2 separate regions of the Homo sapiens genome follow, and region 2 is linked to region 1. A link is an interaction called in ENCODE POLR2A ChIA-PET data of the cell type or tissue named here. Cell type or tissue: K562. All regions are shown on one strand. Each heading gives the region's core, and the rest is flanking DNA. Links, peaks and the distances in the headings are about the cores only.

Region 1 (9,156 bases), core at 2,967-6,966:
TCAGAAGCCACCCCTTCCTCACCGTCTCTCCAGCTTCCGCAGGGGAGTTTCCAGTGCTGCTACCCATACAGTTGGATCACCCTCATTCCCTGGACTTGTGAAATCCCGAGAGAAGGAGCTGGGATGGAAAGTGGTGACCACCACTCCCAGCCCTGCTCTCTGTTTTTCTGGACTTCTAGTACTGACCCTCCACGCCCACCCTTGGGTTGATGTGGTCTCTCTAAGGTCTTCTCAGTGTGACTCTAGGCTAATTTTCCTTTTTTGAAAGTGGTGCTGAGAACAGTAATTTCTTTTCTTGTATGGGTGACCCCTTCATGGACAGTTCAGATTTCCAAGCTTTGGTGCCACATCCTGCAACCCAGTGAGGAGGAGAAGGGAAGGTCCGGGCTGAAAGGCTTACAGCTTCCCACTGCCCCTGCAGGGTAGGCTCCAGTCTGGCTGCCTGTGAGCCCCTGAGCAACTGGGTCAACCTTGTCTGCTCAGGGGAGGGTTGCTCCTGATTCTTGCAGGAGGCCTCAGCTGGTGCAACAGCAGTGGCAGGTTTTGGGGGGCATCTCCTATCTCTTCATATGGCCCCAGAGAGAGAGAGACAGAGACTCATGGGACTTTCTTATACAGGCTGAAGCCAGGAATGCTAGTTGCCTCCCTAATATCCATTCTCTTCTTTGTTCTTCATAACAGAGCCCCAATTCTATTTCGTGTGGCAATGGGTCTAACTAAAGGACCAAGTGTTCCAGCCTCTCTTCAGCTAGAGGTGACCAACAGGTTGGGAGCAGAAGTGGTTGGGTAGAGCTTCTGAGAAAGTGCTTTAACAAAGGGCAGGCAATGGTATGTGACTTCTGCCCCCTCTTTTCTCTCCTGTTTTTTTTTTTAAATTTTGATTTTAATTATTTTATTCTATTTTTTGAGACAGAGTCTCACTCTGTCACCCAGGCTGGATTGCAGTAGCATGATCTCTGCTCACTGCAAGCTCTGCCTCCCGGGTTGAAGCAATTCTCCTGCCTCAGCCTCCCAAGTAGCTGGGACTACAGGCACCCGCCGCCATGCCCGTCTAATTTTTTGTATTTTTAGTAGAGACAGGGTTTCACCATGTTAGCCAGGATGGTCTCAACCTCCTGACCTTGTGATCCGCCCACCTCGGCCTCCCAAAGTGTTGGGATTATAGGTGTGAGCCACCGCGCCCGGCCTTTTCTCTCCTGTTAGCTTTCTGCCTAGAACACAGACATAATGACTGGAGCCCCAAAAGTCATCAGGAAGTGACCTTGAGGATGAAAGCCGTGTTCTAAGGGTGATAGAACATAAAGATGGAAGATCCTGGCTTCTATTTACTACAGAATATTTTCTTCTGTTTATCCCAGGGCTTCTTGTATATAAGAGAGAAAAAAAATTATTGCCATTTTCTGTTACGAGTTTCTTAATGCAACTCCTGATGTATCAGACTGTATAGTTATAGCTGTTACTGAGAATACCCAGGTGTTCAGGAGCTGGGTGACCCACGCACAAGTGATCTACCAGTCTTTTAAAATTCTATTATTAAAACCCAAACATGCTCTTTCATTTCCACAGAACACTGGGTCTAAATTTAGACTGGTGCATCCTGATGCTGCACCAGTCTGCTCTTAATTTAAGGCATACAGGCATCTTGCTAATTTGAGGATAGTTATGTGACTAAGGGAGAAAGTGGCAGATGTAAGGGGAGCCCAGGCTCCAAAGGGAATTTTCCCAGAGGCTCCTCCAATACAGATATCCAGAGTAAAGTAGCAAACAACACGAGCTGAAGGTACAACACAGGCTGAAGGTTCCAGGCTCGGCCAAGCAGCCAGGTAGTGCAGCTCAGCAGAGCTCATTCCACTTTGCAGAGGCTGTGTGTGCATGTATGCAGGCTGACTGTCAGTATTGGTTTGACTGGATGGGTTATTAAGTTCAATGTTGATTCTGACTGGTCAGTGCCTATGCCTACACTAGTTAACTATTCTGAATATGACCCCTGCGTAGTACAAGGCTTTTAAAACCTGACAACCTCCTTGCTTGATGATGGACTACTTCATCTCCAGGTCCACCCAAGGACTGTGGAATGCACTGGAGTTCAACCTGTATATTCAAACAATAAATGATTAATTCTACACATGTGCAACTCTGTAATATTGAAAGAGGAGGTCAGTGAGTGTGCATATTAAAGGACAACAGAGGCCTTTCCTCTAAGTGGACCATCCTCAAACTCTTTTTGTTGTTTTCTTCAATTCTCTATCTGGTTGTCTTTTGATCAGTACAGACATACCTTGAAGGGGAATTAATCATATTCCAGCTGCACAGCCACCTTTTTCTGTGTGTCAAAAATGACAAGCTCTTTACTTTCAAACATAGCCACCATTAGATGCTGTTGTGTTCTTCAAGCAGTGTTCCGCCTTCTGAAATAGATTCCCACTCAGCACGGGCAAGTGCCAGCTCCTGGGCCTTTGCCAGTCTGCTCCCTCCCTTAGCAGTTAACCTGGAGGTGCTCAGCCTACCAGGGGCATGGGATGGCTCCCACTACTTGCGGTTGTAATTCTTCACCTCACTGTCATGGTGCCTAGCTTCCTGGGAGCTCAGGACATTATTCCCTCCCTAAGCCCTTTGGGAAGGTTGCTCAGGGATCTAACCAAGGGTGAGTTCAGGCCCCCTTACCACTGCCTATTCCCTAAAGTGGTTTTGGGGCCTGGGTCCTTAGGCGTCCTTTTACTAGTTCATCTTGGGTGGAAGTGGAAGTTTCCATCCTTTCTAATACTGAGCTGTGCTGCTCATCCCTTCTGCTCCACCCTGGTCTTACAGATCCTATTCCCTTCACCCCACCCCAGAGGAGGAATGCAATTCAAGGTCATATGATAATGAGGAGACCTTGGGAATTTTCTTCAAGAGGTAGCAGAGATTGGAGACCTGTCTATGTCCATGAGAGTTTAAAGATATTCCTGGAGGACTTCCTATTCAAGATGCTGCACTGAGCACATTATATTCCCTCCTTCCACTAAAATGACAGTAAAGGATACAATAGTATAGTCCTCTAACAAGGTAGACAATGGGGAGGGGCAGTGAATGAGGCATTTTAACAGATTTCCAGAAGGGAGGAAGTATATGAAGAAATGCTGGTTGGAAAGCAGAGTGGAGAAACTCCCAGCTTGGAATACATGCAAAGGGGACATGCCTAGTGGAGCCCAGAGAATGCCACAGACGTAGAGATGACAGGTACTTTAGGATGGCCTAGAACGAGAGAATGAGGCTGAAAACAGGAAGAATAATCGAAGATGTGTACAAAAACAGTTGACCGTCACAACCCTCACTCTCTTTCCCAAAATGCAGACTAGATGACAGTCCAGAATTTACCCCTAGGACAAAACAGAATGATTATTTCTTAAGAAATTCCATAAATGTCCGGGAAGAATTTGGGCAGTGAGCGTGAGTTGGGGTCTGAGAGTAACGTCCTCTGCCTTCTGGCATTTGAGGGGGGAAAGTTTTGTGTGATTTTGACTTTCTGATCATTCATGTGGCATGAAGCCACCAGTGGCCAGTCCTGCCCTTGGATAGAGAGCTCCTGGTCAGAACAGTTCATTTATAAACATGAATGAATGGCCATGGATCCCCGAACATTTGAGGAGAATCTGAATTAATCAAGAGACAAAGTAAGGTAAATGGGACATTGGTTGCAGAAGAAACAGGATGATAGGGAACAGAACTTCCAAAAAAACTCCTGTCTCTAAAGCATTCACCCTGTCCCTGAACATATCAGACTTCCTAAGTGGTCCTGCTGAAGGTCCTCACGCTTGGCTCAAAGTGGAAAATTTAAACATCTTGGTTTGGCATCTTACTAAATCTATGCTGTAATGTCCCAAATGGTAGCCATTAGCCACTTGTGCCTATTTAAATGTAAATTTAAATTAATTAAAATGAAGCAACAAATTTAGTTCCTCAGTTGCATTAGCCACTCACGTGCTATTTCAAGTATTCAATAGCTGCATGTGGCTAGTTTCTACTATATTGGACAGTGCAGATACAGAAGTTTACATCACCAAAGAAAATTCTATTGGACAGTGTTGATCTATGGCAATAGGTTACAGCCGAAACTTGCATTTTATCATCATTACATAGATTTATACACATATACACACATCAATCACTTCCTCTTTTACAAATTATTTGTTTTTATATATTTTTAAATCGAAGCATAATTTATATATAGTAAAATGCACAAATCTTAAGTGTACAGGTCGATGAATTTTTAATATGTATATACCAGCGTGACTACCAGTCAAATTAATATATGGAATATTTCCATCACTTCAGGATACTCCCTCGTACTCCTTTCAGCCAGTATTTTGTCTCACCCTCTCCCATCATCCCCGGGGTAACCATGCTCTGAAATCTATCACCATAGATTAGTTTTGTCTGTCCTTGAATTCATAAATGAGGTCATACAGTATATATCTTTTGCATCTAGTTCTTTCCCTCAGCATAATGCTTTTGAGATTCATTCATGGTGTGCATACACTGTGCATGTGGTGTTTGCACTATTTTGTTGCTGAGTCATGTTCCATTGTATAAATATACCACAATTTGTTTATCCATTCACCTGTTGATGGACATTTGGGTTGTCTCCAGTTTTTGCCTATAATAAATAAAGATGCTATGAACATTTGTTTTTAAGTTTTTTTTTTTTTTTAGGTTTCCATGCAAGATCATGGGCTTCACAAAAGCAAGCCAGGGGAGGACTTTGGGTCCCTGGAAGTCCTTGGGAATGAAAAGTGTGTCGCTGGACGCCAGGGACGGGAAATAAAAAATGAAGGGTCTACTGTTTACTTGTCTCTTATGCCCTCTGGTTCGTGACCAACCCTCCTTTGAGGGTCCCACACAATTTAGAAGACTACACGTTCGATTTCAGGTGTTGTCTTGTCAGAGTCTTCTCGCTGAAACCCACTCTAGGTAACAGGGAAGAAGGGCTGCAGAAGCAGCATTTTTTTTTTTTTCTGTGTGGGTGAAGTCACCTGCCTTCCTGGCCCCTCTCCCTGATGACGCTCGCCATGATGGCAGCCGCAGGGCACGCTCCCAGACTCCAGGTGCTTATTAGTCTGTTCTCACACTGCTATAAAGAACTGCCCGATACTGGGTAATTTATAAAGGAAGGAGGTTTAATTGACTCACAGTTCAGCATGGCTGAGGAGACCTCAGGAAGCTGACAATCACGGCAGGAGTGGAAGCAGACACGTCCTTCAAATGGCGGCAGGAGAGAAGAAGTGCTGAGTAACGGGGAAGCCCCTTATAAAACCATCAGATCTCGTGGGAACTCACTCACTATCGCGAGACATGTGACGGTATGGGGAAAACCAACCCCCGTGACTCAATTATCTCCACCTGGTCCTGCCCTTGACACGTAGGTATTATTACAATTCAAGGTGAAATTTAAGTGGGGACACAGAACCGAACATTTTCAGGGTGGTTTCCAGAGTCTTCCCAGACTCAACTTCCTGCTGCTCAGCCTGGGGGCTCTGACGATGCCACCCACCCCATGACCCCGAACTTCATCTGCACGGCCCCTGCCCTAGATTAGGCCTTGTCCTTTCTCATCCGACCCGTGCATCAGCCTTCTTGATGGTCCAGCAGGCAGGGTACGGTGATCTTTCTAAGACACAAGTCTGACCCTGCCCCTTTCTTCATTAAAATACTTCAGTGGCTCCCCATTGCCCACAGGATAAATCTAAGCTCCTCATCATGGCCTAGAAAGTCTCCTGTGCCCTGGCCCACAGTCTCCTCATCAGGGCCCTTTCATGTGATTTTCCCACGTCCACCCCTGACTCCAGCTAGTGCAGGGGGCTGTCATAGCTCTTTGCCTCAGGTCTGGGGCAAACAAAGGAGGCCGTTACTATAGGTGTCAAAAACTTATAACCAAAATTTTAAATCAATATTTAAAAAAATCAAAATGAGTGCCAAAAACCCACAACTAACGTAATATCAGAATTTCACGTAAAGACAGGCTCTGACAGTGCTGTGCAGTGTTATTTGGAGCCTGAGGCAAGGGGAAAAGGTGCATCCTAACAAATGTGTTTTTATGTATTTTTAAAGGGTTAATTTAAGTATTGCAAAACAGAAAAGTAGACGTATCAACACTCACAACGTTATTTTAAGTTTAAATATTTTATTTTTACCCAGACCAGAATTTATTATAATTTCATGTTCCTGGCTTTAGTAGAAGCAAGTGCATCAGTCATATTTTCAAAATCTAGTTTTGGGAAAGGGCAGACTTTGAGTCTAGCTTCACTATGGGTTCACATGGTGCTGATGCAATCGTGTCCTCTTTACATGGGGTACCACTTCTCCTGTCTAGGTGGTGTAGGGTGCTGGTGAAGAAGAAGATCTTAAAACTGGACCAGGCAGGGCACGGTGGCTCACACCTATAACCCCAACACTTGGGGGGTTGAGGTGGGCAGATCATTTGAGGCCAGGAGTTTGAGACCAGACTGGGCAATGTAGTAAAACACTGTCTCTACAAAAAATACAAAAATTAGCTGGGTGTGGTGGTGTGCACCTGTAGCTCCAGCTACTCAGGAGGCTGAGATGGGAGAATCATCTGAGTCTGGAAGGTGGAGGCTGCAGTGAGCCATAATCATACAACTGCACCCCAGCCTGGGTGACAGAGCAAGACCCTGTCTCAAAACATACACACAAACAACAAATGACAAACAAAACCGGGCTACCTCGGTTCTAATCCTGGTACCATTATTCAGCTGCTATGTGATTCAGGGCAAATTATTTAACTTCTCCCTCTGCATCTCAGTTTCTTCACTGGTGGAAAAGATATAACAGAAGCTCCCTATTAGGGTGGTCGTGAAGAGCAAATGAGATAGTTCTTGTAAAGAACTTAGACAAATGTGAGGTCCAGAATAAGTTCTCAAAACAATAAAAAAAATCCCTAGATACAGTCTTACTCATCCTTCAAGACCCAGCTTAAGCCTGAGGAGCTGCCTCTAACTATTCTAGGAAGTCAGCATTTCCCCTTTTCCTGGGCTCCCTCGACCCTGGAGCTTCCCCTGGCATCTCCCTGACCACATGGCATAGTCCTCCTGTGTTTATCATCTGTCTCATCCACTGATTGCGAGCAGCCCCAAGGCAGTAACCACAGGACATCTTCTGCAAAACCAGGGCTGAACTTGCTACGCCAGCCGGGGTTTCCAGACCATGCTTGGTGCTCAGCTCTGGTCTTGCTCTGCTGAGAATAGAGAAGATAAGGTTTCTGCCAGAAAGGGCACAGTCTGGGGGAAGAGTTGACTGTCATGAAGACTGGTGACCCAAAATTACAAGTGAGTTTGAACTTCAGTCCCCCGCTGGCTGGGAGAGGAGAAACTAAGGGTCAGGAAGGCTCGGAGTGTTCTAGAGGGAAGGTCCAGCCCTGCCATGGTGCAAAGGCCATTGGTGTTTTTTGACTCTGTAGAACAAGTCATGCTAAGGAGTCCTGAGCCTCTGAGAGTGAACCCTGGCATCTGCACAACACCTCAGGCCATATGTGGGGACTGATGGGATGGGGCTAGTCACCCACATTATGGGTATTCTCATATCATAAAAGAAGAGGGTGTTCACTGCTTCTATGTCAAGGTTTCCCACAACCTCATCTGAGGAAGCTACCACACAACTGGTTCTGCTTCTAGCATCTATTCTAGGACCCAGCGGCTGCCTCTCCTCTTCCTCCCCTGTATCAGTCAGATTCCAACAGAGAGACAAAACGTCAGGATTCACAGGCATACAGATGTGCATGTGTATATGTATATGTATATGTAGATACATATGTCATATGTATATGTATGTGCATATGTGTGCTTCTATGGAATTGGTTTATGCATTTTGGGGGATGGGGGCTAGGCTGGCCATCAGGAAGGGTAGCTGGAACTCTCAGGCAGAACAGAAGCTTCTGTCCACAGGTAGAATTTCTTCTTCTTCAGGGAAGCATCAGTTCTGCTCTTACGGCTTTTGCCTGATTGAATCAGTTCCTCCCAGAGTATCCAGGATACTGTACTTTACTTAAAGTCAACTGATTATAAACGTTAAGTATATCTACAAAATACCCTCATAGCAACATCTAGATTAGTGTTGATGGAATAACTGGGGGCTGTGCCCTAGCCAAATTGGCACATGAAACTGACCGTCACATTCCCCAAATTCACTTCTTGGATCTATGGAGGAAGAAGAAACCAACTTAGTCTCTTTGTGCGTATGTAAAGCAAGAAGCAAGAGGAAAAAGGGATTCCCATGGGTTGGAACCCATATCTCTGATCAAAATGGCTTACTGTTGGAGGAGGTGACTACTGACTCCCCTCAATAGCTCGAGCAGAGACCACACTCCTGCTAAACCAGTGTCAGCATCCTCAGTCTCCACAAGAACAAGTGTCTCCTTCAGGTGGTGGGAAAAGGTTAGGTGGGGCAAAAATGAGAGAAAGCATCCATTTCCTGGGCACCAAGCACTGACAGAGAACAGATTCTAAAGAAACCTCCCCCCCAGAGCTTGTCCAGTGAGTGAGATATCCTTCTAACACTCACATGTGGGAGCTATCATGTCACCTTCATCCACTTTCTTCTCTCCACTCAACCATCCACCCACCTACCCAACCATCCACCCACGCACCCATCCATCCACTCACATATCCAAATATCCACTCTTCACCCACCTATCCACCCTTGCATTATCCATACTTCCACACATCCACCTGTCCATACACCCACATACCCATGTGTCTGCCCTTTACCCATCTATCTTCCACCTCTGTATATCCATGCACCCACCTACTGATGCATCTACACACCTGCCACTCATCTATCTATTCATCTACTCACCTACCTATTTATCCATCTGCCCTCCTATCTGTCCATCTACCCATCTATTCATTCATACAACAGATGTTTACTAAATGCCTATCGTGATGCAGCCACCATACTTGGTGCTGAAAGTGCAATGACAAGAAAAACAGAAACAGTTCCTTCCCTGAGGGAGCTTACTATCTAGGAGGTAGACATTAACACAGGCAAATACCAAATTGCAATGGAGAAAATTGCTGTAAAGGAGAGGTACACAGTGCCATGAAAACCTGTAATGGGAGATGGAACCTAGTCAGGGAGGCAAGGAAGACTTCTCAGCTGAGATCT
Region 2 (9,156 bases), core at 2,758-6,757, 270 kb after region 1:
ATACTGCACCTTCCTCACTGCGGCTTCCTCACTCCGGCCCAGTGACATAGACACGATTGTTTTCATTACAGGATGGCATTTCCTTTGAATGAAATATGAAATGGGGTGTATTCCGCTCTCACTTCGGGCAGTGTGGTGCCTGGGCTTGGACAGACATTTCATTATTTCCAAACAAATATCACCTTCAATCAAATATTAATTTTGTATGAAACCAGAATGATCACTAGTGGTTTTTGTCACCAAGTAAAAGAGCAATGAACGGCCCAGGGGTCATTAATTTCTTCCCAGAAAAGCAAGTGTGTGTGTGTGTGTGTGTGTGTGTGTGTGTGTGTGTGTGTGTGTGCATGCACGCACGTGCGCGCATGTGTGTGTGTGATACAGGGAACCAAGTGAGAAAGTCAGACTGGAATCGCTTTCATCTTTATATTCTGACCCCTGATGCTTCTGTTCTTGTTTCCCAGGTGGGATCACAACCTTTGTGAGTTTCTTCTTGTTTCTGGAGGTAAACAGACATGTACTGTGGTGCAGGGCCGGAGTGGGAGTCTGGCCACCCTGGCAGGCTCTTTAGCAAAGGGCAGAGTGGCCTGGGAGGCAGCACACCTTTGCCCCGCTCTAAACAGCTCTAAACAGACCTGCTGTGCATCCCCAGCACATACTGGGCCTGTCTGAATCTCCGTGTCTTCAGAGGTGATGGGGATGCAGCCTACATGATCTCTAGAGTCTTCTGGCTCCTGTGTTCTATGACATTCACTACAGCTTGGGGAATTTCCCCATATATAGTCTCCTTTATGAAACCCATCAGGGATGAGGAGTGGCCCCAGCTATAGAAAACTGCAGGAAAGGCCTCGGCCCCATGAGGGCTTCTGACCCGTTCCCAATCATCCCTTTCATGCTATTTCTGCTTCCTTTTGGGTTTCTTCCGCCTTCTTCCAACCTCCTTGTTATCAGAGAACTGCAGCTCTGACCTCGGCTTGAATACCTCCAGTGAAGGGGCGCTCCCCACCTTCCAGGCAGCCCAGGCTATTAGGTATTGGAAAGTATTACTCTTGTAGTCTTTCCTTATGCTGAACAAAGAGAGAGACATTTCCCTATCCGTCTTCTTTCTGCTCCCTGGTAGTACACGGAGTAAGGCTAATTTTTCCTGCAAATGACAGTCAAGTGCTGAAGAATGGTAATCAAGACCCCCTTAGTCTGCTCCTCTCCAGAATTAGTACTCCCAGATCCTGAATCATTTATGGCATGTAGTCATGAGTCTTTATCATTCTGATTTAGTTCTTCTTCTTTTTTTTTTTTTTTTTTTTTTGAGATGGAATCTCGCTCTTGTTGCCCAGGTTGGAGTGCAATGGTGTGATCTCAGCTCACCACAACCTTCGCCTCCCGGGTTCAAGCAATTCTCCTGCCTCAGCCTCCCAAGTAGCTGGGATTACAGGCATGCACCACTATGCCCGGCTAATTTTGTATTTTTAGTAGAGACAGGGTTTCTCCATGTTGGTCAGGCTGGTCTCGAACTCCCGACCTCAAGTGATCTGCCTGCCTCGACCTCCCAAAGTGCTGGGATTACAGGCGTGAGCCACCGTGCCCGGCCTGGTTTGGTTCTTATAAAGAAGTTATAAAGCTAAAAGTGTCCCTTCTTATATATATAAAAATCAATCATAAAGCTAATATAATTATAGAAAAATTAGTTACTCGGGGAAAAAGTTGTCAAAATTTCCATTTTTAACCCACTTACTATGCATATTTTGGTACATTCTTTTCTGTCTTTTTCTCCATATGTTTTTTACAGTTTTGAACTGTAAATTTGAATACTTTTTACCCCTTTCTGCAGTAAATGTCGTGTCAAAATTGTTTTCCGTGTTCCCTCATAGTGTTTACTTTTACTCTTCAATCTATCAATGCATTTATGATAATTTGTTTAAGCTTATACTGTTCAGCACTGAGATTGTTTCTACTTTTATGCTATTATAGCCGATGCTGTGATGACATTTTTGGGTGTGGCTTCTTTGAGAAAGAGGTCAATGAGATGCATCCTGGGGTCAGAAGGTGTGAATATCTACAGTTGCTACATATTGCCCGTTGCTTTCTAGGAGGGCTACTAGACGTCCACGGTAGGAAAGGACCTTTCTCACAGCTCGGTGGCCAGCAGCCAGTGCCTGGGCTGAGCTACGGCAGGATGCTCCCAGGGTGGGCTGGGCAGTGCTGGATGAACAGGGAGGGTCAGCTCACTGAGGCTGGGTCCTGGGTGTCTACTGATGGAGACAGCAAAAGGTAATGGGTAAGAGTGGGCTTACTCATAGAACCTGGAAGGTCTAGGTGGAACCCCCATCCTTCCGCTTACCTGCTTTGTGACCTTGGGGAATTTAGTGAGACTTGCTTTCCTCTTCTGTAAAATGTGGAGAGAACTTACTTAATACCTGCTCTTATCATGTTCACCAATGGCCTTTGTGTTAGTTTCTTAGGGCTGCTGAAACAAATTACCATGAATTTGGTGATTTCACAGAAATTTATTCTCTCATAGTTCCCGAGGCCAGAAGTCTGAAACAGTATCACTGGGCCAAAATCAAAGTGTTGGCAGGCTGCCCTCCCACCAGAAGCTCTAGTGGAGAATCCATTCCTTGCCTCTTCTAGCTTTTGGTGGCTGCCGGCACTCCCTGGCTTGTATCCTTCCAGCCTTCCTCCGTGGCCACACAGCCTTCTCCTTGGTGTTCATTGAATCTCCCTCTGCCCCCGTCTTATAAGGACACTTGTCACTGGATTTAGGACCCAACCAGATAACCCAGGATCCTTCTCAAAGTCATTAATCGAATCACGTTTGCAAAACCTCCTTTTCCAAATCAGGTAACATTTACAGGTTCCAAAAAGTAGAATGTATATCTTTGGGGGCCATTTTAACCTGCTGTATCGTCTATATTGTTATGTCTCTAAACATTTCCTGCCTCAGGACTCGGTCCTTGGGCCTCTTATCTTTGTTACTTCCTCCCTTAGGGACCTCACTGGGTGGCAAGGACCTTTCCCTTTCTGGTAATGATCCTCACTCAGTCACATGACTTTAAATCATCTTGCATGCTGGCGACTCCAGCCCAGTTCTCTGAACTCCATGTGTCCCCCTGACATCTTCACTGACCATCCAATAGGCAACTTGAATGTAGGACATCCAAGCCTGAGCCCCAGATGTTCTCCCCTATCCTGTTCTTCCTGCTGCCTTCCCTACCTTGAAGGATGGAAGTCTGTCCTTGCAGTGGCTCACAGGAAAGCCTGAGCACCAGCTTCCACCCCTGTTTCTCGCCCTACACCCCAACTCATCAGCAAGTCCTGTGGCTGATAGATCCAGATTCTGACCAATTTCCATCACCCCACTGCCACCACCCCACTCTGAACCAGGATGACCTCTTTCCTGGATGAGTGAAGAGTCTCTAAATGGACTTTCTGCATCCGTCCAGGTCATTCTTTGGTTTCTTCCCAACACAGCAGATGGAGTGAGCCTCAGGTTAAAATCTAAGTAAAATCCCATCACTCCTCACTGGCCCTCCCCTCCCCTCCCCTCCCCTGCCTTCCCTTCCCTTCCCTTCCCTTCCCTTCCTCTCCCTTCCCATCCTCCCCTCCCCTCCCGTCCCCTCCCCGCCTTCCCTTCCCTTTTTTTGAGATGGAGTTTTGCTCTTGTTGCCCAGGCTGGAGTGTAATGGGGCGATCTCAGCTCACTGCAACCTCCACCTCCCGAGTTCAAGGGATTCTCCTGCCTCAGCCTCCCGAGTAGCTGGGATTACAGGCACGCACCACCGTGCCTGGCTAATTTTTTGTATTTTTAGTAGAGATGGGGTTTCACCATGTTGGCCAGGCTGGTCTCGAACTCCTGACCTCAGGTGATCCACCCACCTCAGCCTTCCAAAGTGCTGGGATTACAGAGGTGAGCCACCACGCCCGGCCCCTCCTCCTTGGTTTCTTAACCTTATTCAGAATAGAAGCCAAAGTTCTTGTGATAACTTCAAAGAACCCCCCCTCCCCCAACCCGCCTCCATCTCCTCCTGCTTCTGCCTCTGGCACTTCTCTCCAGGCATCCTGCCTCCTTGCTCCTCTGTCATCATGCCTGACACAAGCCTGCCTCAGGGCTTTTGCCCTTGCTGTTCCTTCTGCCTAGAACTCTCTGCCCTCACCCCCTCACTCTTCTTTAGGCATTGCTCAAATGTCACCCTCGCAGAGAGGTCTTTCCTCTCTATCATATTTCAGAGGGCTATGCCCGCCCCTGTATCCTCCAACCCACACTTAACACCACTTTACATGTTACTCATTCATTTTGTTTTTCGTCTGCCTGCTGTGACTAGAATATAAGCTCCAGTAGGGAAGAGCCTTTGTCTCCTTTGTTTACTGCTCACCCCTCCCCATGTGTTTTGCAGTGTTCAGTTGTGACTTTGAATATTGCTTTCCTTCTCCATTTAACGTCATGTCCAAATGTTCACGTTTCTTCATAGTCTTTATAACCATGCTTCGTAAAGGATGTGGGCTCTTAATAAATATTTATTGAATGAGCGAGTGAATGAATGAATCAGGGTTCTGAGATGATGAAACAAGATGTGCATGTGAAGTTCGTGGCTCAGCATCTAGCACAGAGCAAGCATTCAAGAGGGGTTAGTTATCACCATCACCATCAATGTTATTAAGATTCCATTAAGTCTTTGGGCAAACATAATCTGAAAATTCTTTGCACGCACCTGCAACCCCACCCCACCCCGCCCAAGGCTTCTTCTCAGCCTTGTTCTGCTAGTTGCCTTTTTTTTTTTTTTTTTTTTTTTTTTTTTGAGATGCAGTCTCGCTCTGTCACCCAGGCTGGAGTGCAGTGGCGTGATCTTGGCTTACTGCAACTTCCGCTTCCCAGGTTCAAGTGATTCTCCTGCCTCAGCCTCCTGAGTAGCTGGGAACACAGGTGCCCGCCACCACACCCGGCTAATTTTTATATTTTTATTAGAGACGGGGTTTCACCATGTTGGCCAGGCTGGTCTTGAACTCCTGACCTCATGATCCACCCCCTTTGGCCTCCCAAAGTGCTGGGATTACAGGTGTGAGCCACCATGCCTGGCCTGGTAGCTGCCTATTCTTGTGCGGCTGAGTTTCAGGCCCCAGCATGGGAATTTGCATTTCCCATGTGTGTTTCTCCTTGCTGGGAGCAGCCTTTCATCTCACCTCTTGAAGCCCTTTGGAATCTGGATTCTGTTTCACTTCTTTGTGTTTCAGAACACACAAAGCTCTGCAAAAATCTTTCCTAGCTTCCTAGCCGGCTTCCTCATTTGATCTCTATAACACTCTTCATTTTGCAAAAGAAGAAACTGAAGCTGAAGGAAGTTAACTTAATCTCCTCATTCATCCTTTTATTTAAGAAGTAACTATTGAGTGCTGCGCTAGGTGGTAAGGACGCCAGGGAATGGGTCCAGCAGTACTGCGGGACAGTATGTCCTGCAAGGATTGACCTCAGGCGGGTGGGTGTTTCTCCAGCATGAGCTTTTGCTCTCTTATCCCAGCCACTGGCCCGTCCATCCTGGGAGGTCCTTCAGGGAGACATGGGACTGTGCCCTCAGAGTCATGGGCCCGCTTGGTGCCAAAGGGTTCCCTCTGCATCTTCACTTGCTGGACAGTGGCAGAGAAAAGATGCTTGTCCTGTATCCTTTGGGTGGGCTCCATGAGGGACCAATACTCCACTGGACTGTAAGCTCCACAGAGGCAGGGACCTTTCTGTCTTGTGCAAACTGCCTGATCCCTCCCTGCATGGCCCAGTGTATGCTCTGGAGTGGGTGCTCAGTAAGTATTTCTTGGTTCAATCATGAGATGCCTATCATAGAAGAGAAAGCTCCCAAACAATGTTGAGAACCGGGGAACATTATGATGGGGGGCCCACGGCTTGAACAGAGCCACTGCATACCTCCAGCTCCTTAGCCTCTGGGTGCTGTTTCCTCTGCAATGTGAACTGCAAGGCCCACACTGCTTTGCCCTTCCTGCCCGGCTTCCAAGCTCTTGGGCATTCTCAAGGCAACGTTAAAGTAAGCTGCGTACATACTAAGGCTAAGGCACCTAGATCTCCAGGAAAGAGGCCTCTTGACAGAGGGGGTTCGGATGGCATAAGATGGTTGTTCTAGTTACAAAGCCCAGGCTGGGAAAATTTTAAGACGAGACTCTAGACTCAGCATGGCCTCCAACTCACTCTGTAACTGTGGGTCTAGTCTCCCATCTATAGAATAAATGGGGACAGATGTGATGGCTCACACTTGTAATCTCAGTACTTTGGGAAGCCAAGGCAGAAGGATCCCTTGAGTCCAGGAGTTTGAAGCTGCAGTGAGCTATGATCACGCCACTGCACTCCAGCCTGGGTGACAGAGCAAGATCTTGTTTCTCTTAAAAAAAAAAAATTAATTAATTAAAAAAAACAATAAAGGGATTATTTAGGGCTTAGGCTTACTAAAGCTCTGATCCCTATAGCTATATGGATCAGCCAGTCTCTTGAAACAACTGATTTCTGTCACTCCCAGATGGCTGGAGAACAGGTCTTCTCTATGGCAAGCTACAGACATATCAGACCAGTTTTGCTGTGGGCCAGGAAACTGCAGCCTCCCTAGAAGCTATTTTTTCCTGCCGCTAGAAAGCCAGGATGGTGATGGCCCCTCAGACTGGACCCCAGGGAAGGTTGTCCTTCCATAACCATTGCATAATTCCATAATTCCACACTTGTTCAAGGTGGCTTTTTTTTTTTTTTTTTTTTTTTGATAGTGTTTTGCTCTTGTTGCCCAGGCTGGAGTGTAATGGTGCGATCTCAGCTCACTGCAACCTCCGCCTCCCGGGTTCAAGCGACTCTTCTGCCTCAGCCTCCCAAGTAGCTGGGATTACAGGCATGTTCTACCACGTCTGGCTAATTTTGTATTTTAGTAAAGATGGGATTTCTCCATGTTGGTCAGGTTGGTCTCGAACTCCCGACCTCAGGTGATCTGCTTGCCTCGGCCTCCCAAAATGCTGGGATTGCAGGCATGAGCCACCACGTCCGGCTAATTTTGTATTTTTAGTAGAGACGGGATTTCTCCATGTTGGTCAGGCTGGTCTCAAACTCCCCACCTCAGGTGATCTGCCGGTCTCGGCCTTCCAAAGTGCTGGGATTACAGGCGTGAGCCACCGTACCTGGCAAGGTGGCTCTTGTTAAAATAGTTTTCCCTCCTTGTGTCAATTCCTTGAACTTAAAAAAAGTTTTGTTTTGAAATAATTATAGATTCACAGGAAGTTGCAAAGAAATGCACCATGCACCCTTCACTTCTTCTTCCCCAATGTTAGCATCTTGCATGATGTTCGCATGATATCAACACCATGAAGATATGTGTGACGATTTTCTCATCTTTTAGAGCAGAAGTAGGCGAATGATGGCTCATGGGCCAGATTTGACTTGCCACCTGTTCTTTTTTAAAACCACCTGTTTTTGTAAATAAATTTCTATTGGAGCACAGGCCTCCTCATTCATTTACGTGTTTTCTATGACTGTTTTCATACTACCATAGCACAAGTGAGCAGTTGTGACAGAGACCATATGGCCTCCAAAGCCTAAAATTGTTACTATCTAGCCCCTTATAGAAAAAGTTTGGAGACCTCTGTTTTACAGTAAGACACCGAGACAGCTAAGATACCGGGATTAAATATCACTCATAAAATTATAAAGACGGCTGGGCACAGTGGCTCATGCTTGTAATCCCAGCACTTTGGGAGGTGGAGGCAGGCGGATCACGAGGTCAGGAGTTCGAGACCAGCCTGGCCAACACAGTGAAACCCCATCTCTACTAAAAATACAAAAATTAGCAGGGTGTGGTGGCGGGTGCCTGTAATCCCAGCTACTTGGGAGGCTGAGGCAGGAGAATCGCTTGAATCCAGGAGGCGGATGTTGCAGTGAGGCGAGATCACACCACTGTACTCCAGCCTGGGTGAGAGAGCGAAACTCTATCTTAAAAAAAAAAATTGTAAAGACAACTATTAGGAGACTAGAATAGACTTAATGCACTTTCTAATCCATAAGAAGGAAACCATACAGTCAAATACGATAACCCATGTAGGGAATGAGCACCAAGAAAGATTTAAAGCAACACAAATGAGGATACAATAAAACCAAATATGTCTATTACTCATATAAAACAAATGAGACAAATTCAGTTGTTAAAATAAGCCTCAGATTTGGTTAAGCAAACAAATTAACTATAAGTTGTATACAAGAGATGAGTTAAAAATAAAGTGATGCAGGCCAGGCGTGGTGGCTCATGCCTTGTAATCACAGCACTTTAGGAGACTGAGACAGGCAGATCACTGGAGGTCAGGAGTTCGAGACCAGCCTGGCCAACATGGTGGAACCTTGTCTCTACTAAAAATACAAAAATTAGCCAGGCATGGTGGTGCATGCCTGTAATCCTAGCTACTCAGGAGGCTGTGGCAGGAGAATTGCCTGAACCTGGGAGGCAGAGATTGCAGTAAGCCAAGATAGCACCACTGCACTCTAGCCTGGGTGACAGAGTGAGACTCCGATGCAAAGATTAGGAGTTAAAGGGAGGGACTTGTGGTTAAATTACTAGACATTATCTTATCTTCCTCCAGGGATCCAATAAAATGGTAGGTAAAAAAAAAAGTGTAGCTGATGATGTCAAAGACAGTGGGTGGAAGTCTAACAGCCGAGAGGAGGCTTCAATACATTTCTTGCAATTAGAAGGGTGTATTGGCAGTGCAGTGGTCATTGGCAATGCAGGGAAGGGTAGAGCTAGAGTGGAGGGGATACAGGTGAAGGAGATGCCCATCTGCCTTCTAGAACCAAGAGAGACTTTAGACCCTGAAGCCCTTGGTGAACTGAATGAGAGATCTCCTCTTTCTACCCTTTGTAGGTCTTCAGTGTTTTGGCCATCTCCCTACCTGATCACCCTGAAGCAACACCCACAAGCAGACAAGCTCTGCCCAGGTATTCACAGCTTCTCACAACTTTCCTTTTTCTCCTTCTGTGAAAACAACTAAACAGGGCCTTATCAAATATTTGAGGAAAGCCTCTGTATGAGTTATGCTGAGCAATACATTAGCCCCCACACTTAGCAGCTTAAAACAACAAGCATTTCTGATCTCACAGTTTCTGTGGGTCAGACATTGAGAACGGCTTAGCCAGGTGGT

The links. Peaks named below come from ENCODE experiments on the same cell type or tissue, not always from the same donor. Only the 100,000 strongest peaks of a DNase experiment are listed, where the experiment ranks them.
Region 2: POLR2A ChIA-PET joins it to region 1 with 5 read pairs; 2 of 35 experiments call an interaction of 5 or more read pairs at or near these places.

Annotation. Positions count from the first base shown.
Region 1 is chr17:5,614,162-5,623,317 of GRCh38, forward strand. No RefSeq gene overlaps it. Among named protein-coding and RNA genes, the nearest start is that of NLRP1, 34 kb to the left of the region's middle. In K562, for the core only: no CTCF peak of the experiment used is centred there; DNase peaks (open chromatin) are centred at 5,040 and 5,340; H3K4me3 peaks cover 2,296 bases.
Region 2 is chr17:5,879,878-5,889,033 of GRCh38, forward strand. It overlaps LOC339166 (a long non-coding RNA gene), which reads left to right. Exons shown (of 4, transcript NR_040000.1): 3 at 8,880-8,953. Among named protein-coding and RNA genes, the nearest start is that of WSCD1, 190 kb to the right of the region's middle. In K562, for the core only: no CTCF peak of the experiment used is centred there; no DNase peak of the experiment used is centred there.